2 separate regions of the Mus musculus genome follow, and region 2 is linked to region 1. A link is a contact called in ENCODE Hi-C or POLR2A ChIA-PET data. All regions are on one chromosome and are shown on one strand. The core of a region is the stretch at or near the end of the contact, and the rest is flanking DNA. Distances in the headings are between cores, read along the strand shown. Region 1 holds the start of A230028O05Rik (RIKEN cDNA A230028O05 gene). Region 2 overlaps Lpp (LIM domain containing preferred translocation partner in lipoma).

Region 1 (3,837 bases), core at 1,061-3,560:
ATGGTAGGAATAATAAACATGCCTGTTTTATTGGGGGGGGGGGGTGAAGGAAATGAGACCTTACACACAGAAAGGGAATATGATTCATCTCCAGCTAGCGGTGAGTCAGCTGAGACAGCCCAGGCACCCTGACACTGGGGGGGAGGGGGGAGCATTCACAAGGCCAGCCGTCCTGCTTGCTGTTATTTCCAAACCTTTAATATCTTCTGCAGCTTCATGCTTCTTGCACTGGCTCACTTTTGATTAAGTTCTTTATTGTGATGCGAACAGTAAGGGACTTGGTCTTTTCTACGTTCTGAAAGGAACTTGAAATGTTTTTATATTTTCCTAGGAGCTCTGAGCTTCCCAAAATGTGGGCTTCTTGGGAAACTTGTAGTGAGAATTCTGAAGATGTGCACAGTGAAAAATATCGGGCAAGGCCAAACATCCAGTTAAGGTGGGAAGTGGGGACTCGTCCCCAAACAGGCGGTGCGCTTCTCTGGAGTCTAAGGCCTCTTTTATAACACCTAGTGACAGTTTTTCTGTGTAGGTGCTGAGAAGCATAAGAAGAGCTGTGGTGAGCTACTTCTTGTGGAATCAGAGTATTAAGAAATCCCGGGAAAACTTGTCAAAAAGAAAATGCGGCTTTTCCTGCCCTGAGGCTATCTCAAGGGAGGAAGAAGAGAGTATATGGAAGCCTGCCTCCAGAAGACTGGTGAGAACAGAAGGGTTGGCCAGCCCCAGGACAGCCCTCAAGGCAAGCTATGACTTTTACCAAGCCAGACACTCACATAAAGGCCCTCAGTAAGGTGACTACATAAAATGCAACCCAAGCCAGACATTTTAGCGTGATGAAGGAAGCTATTCAGGACTCCAGGCTGTGGTGGCACACACCTTTAATCCCGTCACTAAGATGGCAGAGGCAGGCAGATCCCTGAGTCAAAAGCCAGCCTGGTCTACAGAGCGAGTTCCAGGACAGCCAGGGCTACACAGATAATCCCTGTCTATAAATTATATGTAATTATTATAAAATATATGTAATATTAGATAGATAGATAGATAGATAGATAGATAGATAGATAGATAGATAGATAGATAGATAGAAGGCCTACCTAAACAAAGAGAAGGCAAATCAAGAAGGGTGGGTGCTGGGTGGCCTTTGCCATCGGTGTTGATATTGACAAGGAATGAGTTCTACCCATGGAGCAATAACTATATAATAACTTATATCCCATACAAGAGACTTAACACAGGCACAAAGGGACTGGTTATCTGGAGGACATTAGTAAATCTCTCAGAAAAACTGAAAGAAGGCAGCAAGAGAGGTGGGGGCACCCAAGTTGAGATTTGATGGCTACAGAGGAACTGAGGCATGGCAGTAGGAAGTCAGGCAGAGGTCATCAAGCCCAGAAACTAGCCTCTGTGGGATGCTCAGGGAAAGGCAGGGTCAATCGGATATGCCTGCCATAGACCGCGGCAAGAATGACATGGGCACCCCGGGCTGGGTTTGGCCTACTGTGTAGACAAGCTGACATCTGTTTCTAAGTATGATTCGCCAAGTCAATTCTCCCCTCCCCGGGTTTGCTTTGTCTCTGCTGGGCAAGTGGTCTTCTCTCTCCATCAAGGACTCTCATCTGAGGAAGACACCACTTCCGGGTTTCACTACCAAATTCTCCCTGAGTCTCTAGCCACGGAGAAATGGGTTTGGATGATCACAGGAAGTACCTTTTTGGCAGTCCAACATGGCCAGAAATCTGAAGGGGGTGGATTTTAGTGGCTCTCCCTTTTTGATATTTCGCCTTTGGGAGACTCTTTCTCTGCTTACTTTCCAGGACTTACAAGTCCGGAGTTCCTTTGGACTTTAGAGACCTTAGGCTTTTAGAGACCTGAAGGTCACAGGATCAAAGAGGGACTTTCTCCTTTGGTCCTTAAGACCAACTGGTGAGGTAGGTTGAGAACAGGTAACAGTTAACAGGCAGAGAAAGGATTGACAGCTGCTGCCAGGAGCTCATCAGCCAGGCTTTGTATATGGAGCACCGTAAGCTTTCCAGCAGGAAGGAGGGGAAGGGTAGAAGGAAGAGGAGTAGCAAGCAGAAAGGGGGAGGAGCAGAATAGTGCCGAAGGACTAAACTAGAACTTTCTTCTTCGCCCCACCTCCAAACTTACCCCTCCCTCGCAACCCAGGGGGGAGAAAATGGGTCTGAGGCTGTGCGGTTGGGAAGGGCGGAGGGTAACATCTTCACAGATGCTGCAGCTTGGCCCTGCAGGGCTGCTGGGCCTTTGAAAGGCCACTTGTAAACTCTTGGTTCCGAACAGAAAGGCAGCCGGGAGGAGCTGGGGCGCGGGCAGGGGGAGGAGACCGGTCTGCCTTCAGTGCCTAGAAATCAAAGCAGCCAACCTTGGGCTTTTTCTTTCCTTCACACTGAGGCACTTTTATTGGCGAGATGAAGGGAGGCAGAGAGGGCCTACAGCCCTCGCTTCGCTTTTGGAGGTTAATGACCCAGTTAGCAGCTCTTGGCTGAGTTTCCGACATTTTGCAGACATCAAGCCCCGCGCCTCTGCCAAGTACATTCTGTTCCCTGGAGCCCATCCAATGCATCTCAGATTACTATGTAATGCGACAAAGAGGGAGAGGCGGCTGGGAGGGGCCCGGAGAGCTGGGCGGGGTGAGCGGGCGGTAGCCCCGAGAGCGGGACGCAGAAGCCGGCTGGCGGGGAAGAGGATGCCACTCTAAATACAGCTGCTCCAGGGGAGTCGCATCCCTCGAGGGGCTTCTTAGCTGGAGAGGGAGCCCGAAAGGAGGGTGGACAGGCCCTGTCCTCCAGGAATCCTGCCCCGTAGAGCCCGGCACGGTCCAGAACGCAGATGGGGGTGGGGAGAACAACCGGAGACCCGACAGGACAGCGGGAGGAGGAATCCAAGGGGCGGGCCTAGGGGCTCGGCTCCGCCCCTCCAGGCTGCCCCAGGCCCGTCCCAGCAGCTCCAGGGGTGAACAGCCTGCTGGCTAATTATAGACCTGAATGGAAAGCGGCGCTTTTGAATGATCTTGTTGCTCGCACTGCCTTCAGAGTCTGAGGAGCAGGTGCGGCCCTGCTATATACAAAGTGATTCATTTAAAAGCCCTCTGTCACGTACGCTCACTTACTGACACACAGGAATCCTTGTGCGCTCCACCACCCAAAGGATTCCAGAACTGGCTTAAAAGAACTTGAGCTCAGGGCAGAAACCAAGCGACTATTGGAACAACTTCACCACTCCTTAGTAGTCTCGCAGAGTAGATGAGAGAGGGTACTAGGCCTTTCTCAAAATGTTGAAAAGTAGGGTCTTTGCAATTTACAGCTGGAGAAACGGAGGCTGAGACAGAGTTTTGAGACGTGTCTGTGAGAGCGGGAAGTCAGTGTGAAGCTAAAGAGAAGCATGGGGTCCTGCCAGCCCCTTCCTCTGCCTGCCCAGACTGGAGCTTAACGTCTCCCATCCTGAACCTCTGGCACGGAAGAACACCCCTCCTTCTAGAATACCCCTCTTTCCTGAGTGTGGCACCTACCCGTTGCACCTCCCATCCCTGAATCCCACCAGTAAACCAGCTGAAGCCAGTTCCAGGCCTAGGAACTGGCAATCATGCCCATTTTCCCTAGTGTTCTGTATGAGTCAATCTGTTACGGCTCTGTCAGCACAATGCCCTGTGAGGAACTACAGAGGGGGCAAAACTTCCTTCCCTGTCAGCGTCTTACACCCACCTCGGGTTCACACTCACAGCTAGCCAAGACTTTCCATGACCTTGATGACCAACTGCAGTCTGCATAAGCACAATGGAGCCTCATGCCCATTTGATGGAGTCCTTGAAGAGTCTTGGAGGGA
Region 2 (3,882 bases), core at 1,014-3,513, 100 kb after region 1:
CTCCAGAGAACCAGATGGATGAGAGGAACTGGGAAAAAGAACCCACACTGTTTGAAAAAGGTATGAATTTCTCACTCTGCATTTAGCCAAAAAGCTCTGAAAACTAGAAGAGCGAAATCACTTTTGGTTTGTTCAAATGCATGCCATCCCAGTTGTTGGTGGGGTGTAAGAAAAGAAAAGTCCAAAGTGATTTGGTGGTTTGGAGTCTGTGTTCAGTTTTAGCTGGGAAGCAGATTTTAACAGAGACGGTGTGTTTACTATCAAAGGAAAGAAAGTATAGAGGAGATTGCTCAAGAGATCATTCTGAGTGTCTGTGCTCTGACACGAGGGAAGGCTTTCGAAGGCCAGCTCTAAGTGGACAGTTTGGTCCTTCTGGATCCCTATGGGACCTTCCCTTTGCAGACAGGTATCCCATTCTCCAGTCTTCGCTCAGAAACCAACCCAAACTTCTCTGTGTTCTTGCTCTTCATTAATTGGGACCTCTGCTCTGAGATTTTCCTTTCCAAAGGTCAAGGGCGTACAGCTGTTACCTCTGTTACTGTTTTCTCCATTCTTCTGCCCTTTCACACAGCGGTCCTGTATTCTTTAAGGCAGTGACCTGCATAGAGTGTTACCTCTTTACATGAAATCTACAAAGAGGGATACAGCAAAATGTACTCCATCATCCTTTGTGACACGTGCTGAAGAGCTGGGCTACTGAGACAGACCTAGTCAATGGAGTCTTGTGGCTCTGGATGACTCTCTGCAGCACACACAAAATGCTTTTCTCTTGAATTGCCACAGGATGGTTCTACATCAGTGTTATTACATTGAAGAGTCCACCTTTAGTTGGGGCACATCAATGAGAAGCCCTACTTGTTCCAAGGTAGCTGATCAGTAGTCCAGGCCTCTGAGAGGCCTCAGTTCAGAACACTCAGCACTGTCTATGACCTAGAGCTTCCTGGCTGAGAGACTACCAGACCCCTGACCAACTGGATATAGGAGGGAAAAAGATTGCTTTGTGACCAAAAATTTTTTTTTTTATCAAGCAGTTATGGTGGCTGTCATATTAAGACAGCATAGCTTCCATATATGTAAAAGCTGTTCAAAGTTAGACATTTAAACTTATTTTATGTTGGTGGCACTAGATATGTTTCACAAAACACAGTAGAAATTGTTTGGTAAATACCCAAATGAATGGCTGAATGTAATAATGAATGAAAAATACACATGGAAGTCTCATGATCAATGGACTGTAAATTCCAAAAGAGAGTTTTATTCAAAATGACAGGGTATGCTGAGTGAAAATACTGACAAACCAGAAGGTAAGAATACATATCAGACTTTCCTTCTCCATAGAGTGGGTGATGGGGTTTTCAAGTCTTGCAAGTCATTATTTATTCCAGGAAACAACATGAGCATCCGGGTGCAGGATCATGCATGGTGATTCATTCTCTTCCAGAGCACCTACTGCTATTCTTTGTTTGTTTGTTTGTTTTGTTTTGTTTTGTTTTCGAGACAGGGTTTCTCTGTTTAGTCCTGGCTGTTCTGAAACTCACACTGTAGACCAGACTGGCCTCAAACTGAGAAATCCACCTGCCTCTGCTTCCCAAGTGCTGTGATTAAAGGAGTGTGCCACCACTGCCCGGCAACCTACTGCTATTCTTAACATCTTTGAATGCGAAGACAACAACTTTCATTAATAGGAAAATGGATAAATAAATTAGTGGGAAAAAAAGAGAAGAGAACTTTCTTGAATTTTTTTTCAATTAACAAAAGCAATATATTTCTTTAGCTGCATAACCAAGAATTTATAGCAGTTAAAAGTTTCACAGAGGACTAGGGCAGTGTATTAGAGTAAGTGAGATCTTGGTCTTTATCTGTGCCAGTCGGTTTGGTGAGTACATTTCCTGCATAGCACCCCTAGTTGGTGAGGGCTTATCTAGCCTGAAATTATCATTTCTAGGGACAGTAGACTCTTTTGGAAGGTATCCATTCTACTGGCCCACTTAATTGTTAGAAGATTATATTTAATCTTCCTTCTGTCCTCTATAAGCAAGTCTGTTGCTTTTCTATGCAACAACCCTAAAGAGTACTGAAAATATTGTCTTTTTTGAGCCTTCTCTTGGGATAACTACCTGGAATCTTTCCACCCTTTCTTATGGGCTATTTCTGTCTCTTATCCCCCCAACCACTATTCTCAGCACAAGTTCCAGTTTATCTTGGATCCCTTCAACACATGGCGCCCAGAATAGAACACAGAACTGTAGGCTCTAGAGCTAGTGTGTGTCCTGCATACCCCTGCCTAAGTAGTGCAGTCACAAATGGCATTTAGGTTTCTGTCATGTGATATATTGTTATTTTGATTACTAATCTTATAATCAAATTTCTTCTCTTAGGGGTTTTTTTGCAAACATGTTGAAAGATGTTTCCCATAGGATCTCCTACTAAGTACCCTTAATTTTCATCAGAAAATACATAATTTTGCTTCCTCTACTGTGCTATCCCATCATCCCCTTAGATAACCAGAGTAATATCTGCCATGTCACTCAGCATTTCCATGTCCCTTTTCCATGCTGACACAGAGGATATAAGGCACATTCACACAGCTCCTGAATTGGAAGGCTTCATTTGAAAAAAAAACAGTAAGTTTTGAGCCTATTTGGTCCTTAACTCTGGGGTTAGGAGGCCAGGCACATACAGCTTTAAAAACAGTTCTCTGCTTGTTTGACAGGCTGAAAACATTGCTCTGGGGTTCTGGAAAGCATTTGTTAAGGAGCTAATAATCTACCTTGAATTTCTTTCAGGGAAAGTGTCTTTGGTTGGGAGGAGACTTAAAAAAGAGAGGAAGAAAGAAAAGCAGAGAAAGATCTTCAGTAATAGGTGTCTGCTCCATGGTAAATGCTTGGTGTGGCTCTCTCTGGCGCTCTCTCTCTCTCTCTCTCTCTCTCTCTCTCTCTCTTTCTCTCAAAATCAATTTAACTCATTAAATTCTCAAAGTAACTCCAGGATCAAAACATTGTTAGAATTTCATACAAGACAGTAAAACATAGATTCTTTTTTTTAAAATTTACATGTATCCAAAGTCATAAGTTGGTAGACAGGGATTGAACACAGTCTTGCACAGTCCTGCCTGACTCCTATCTACATAACTGGTAAAAACAATATTTTGTAAGAGAAAAGAAATACTGCAAATATGTGGACATATATGATAAGTGTACATATTACAAGAGATCTTAACTCAAGATAGCACCTCAGAGTTGCAATAATCTACAAAGGAACAGAAGGTTATTCGAGACATCAGTTGGAGAAATGTGGAGAGTGTATATTATATGGGTAGCTGCTTCTCTTTCCTCTTTAGCAACTCAATGGTAGTTAAACACATAGATGCCTGGCATAATATATAAGTGCTGTCTCCTTGCATTAACTAGACTTGGGTCAGAGTGGAATGAAGCAGGGGCAAAAGGCAGGACATCAGCACAGCAGGAGTCTGGTACCTACCCACAGTGCATCTATTTCCTCACTGAGAGGGAAATGAATAACCTGTAGGTTGTTTTCTGACTCTACAGCTGAACCAGGTCTTCATAAATGCATGTACTTCACAAACACATGCCATTCCCCCTCCACTACCCCACATGCCTTAAATTTTTAATGTGCATAATAAAGTTTGGATGCAAAGAAACTCAGATATATTTCAAGTCTCTGAAGGAATGACAATGACCAAAAGAAGGAATATACAAGATCACATGTCTTTCCTGCTGCGAACCGCACACAGGTCTCCCTAGAGAGAAGTGCTTGGCACTGCGGACACCCACCCATTCTCTTATGTTCAACAGGATAGTCTGCTTCCTACTGTAGCCAAAGACCCTTGGAACGTGACTTATACTTTGGCTTCTCAGCTGT

What was found. Hi-C counts contacts between places; a loop is a spot of excess contacts on that map. ChIA-PET counts read pairs that join two places held with the same protein, here RNA polymerase II (POLR2A).
Region 2: a loop to region 1 is called in a map of heart, with 2.4 times the contacts of the local background. The contact joins the enhancer-like site here to the promoter of A230028O05Rik in region 1. A Hi-C loop is called at or near these places in 4 of 37 maps with a recorded cell type or tissue (heart and left cerebral cortex). POLR2A ChIA-PET finds 5 or more read pairs at or near these places in 3 of 5 experiments (Patski and embryonic stem cell).

What each region holds. Positions count from the first base shown.
Region 1 is chr16:25,058,112-25,061,948 of GRCm38, reverse strand. A230028O05Rik (RIKEN cDNA A230028O05 gene) reads right to left here and starts at 2,310. Exons shown (of 3, transcript NR_040374.1): 1 at 2,146-2,310.
Region 2 is chr16:24,957,217-24,961,098 of GRCm38, reverse strand. The region is part of intron 10 of Lpp (LIM domain containing preferred translocation partner in lipoma); the gene reads right to left. Among named protein-coding and RNA genes, the nearest start is that of Gm52245, 18 kb to the right of the region's middle. Within about 2 kb of position 2,263, at least 1 of the 3 ENCODE cell types and tissues checked has a DNase peak (open chromatin) inside an H3K27ac peak, as active enhancers do; it is heart, where a contact is called at or near this core.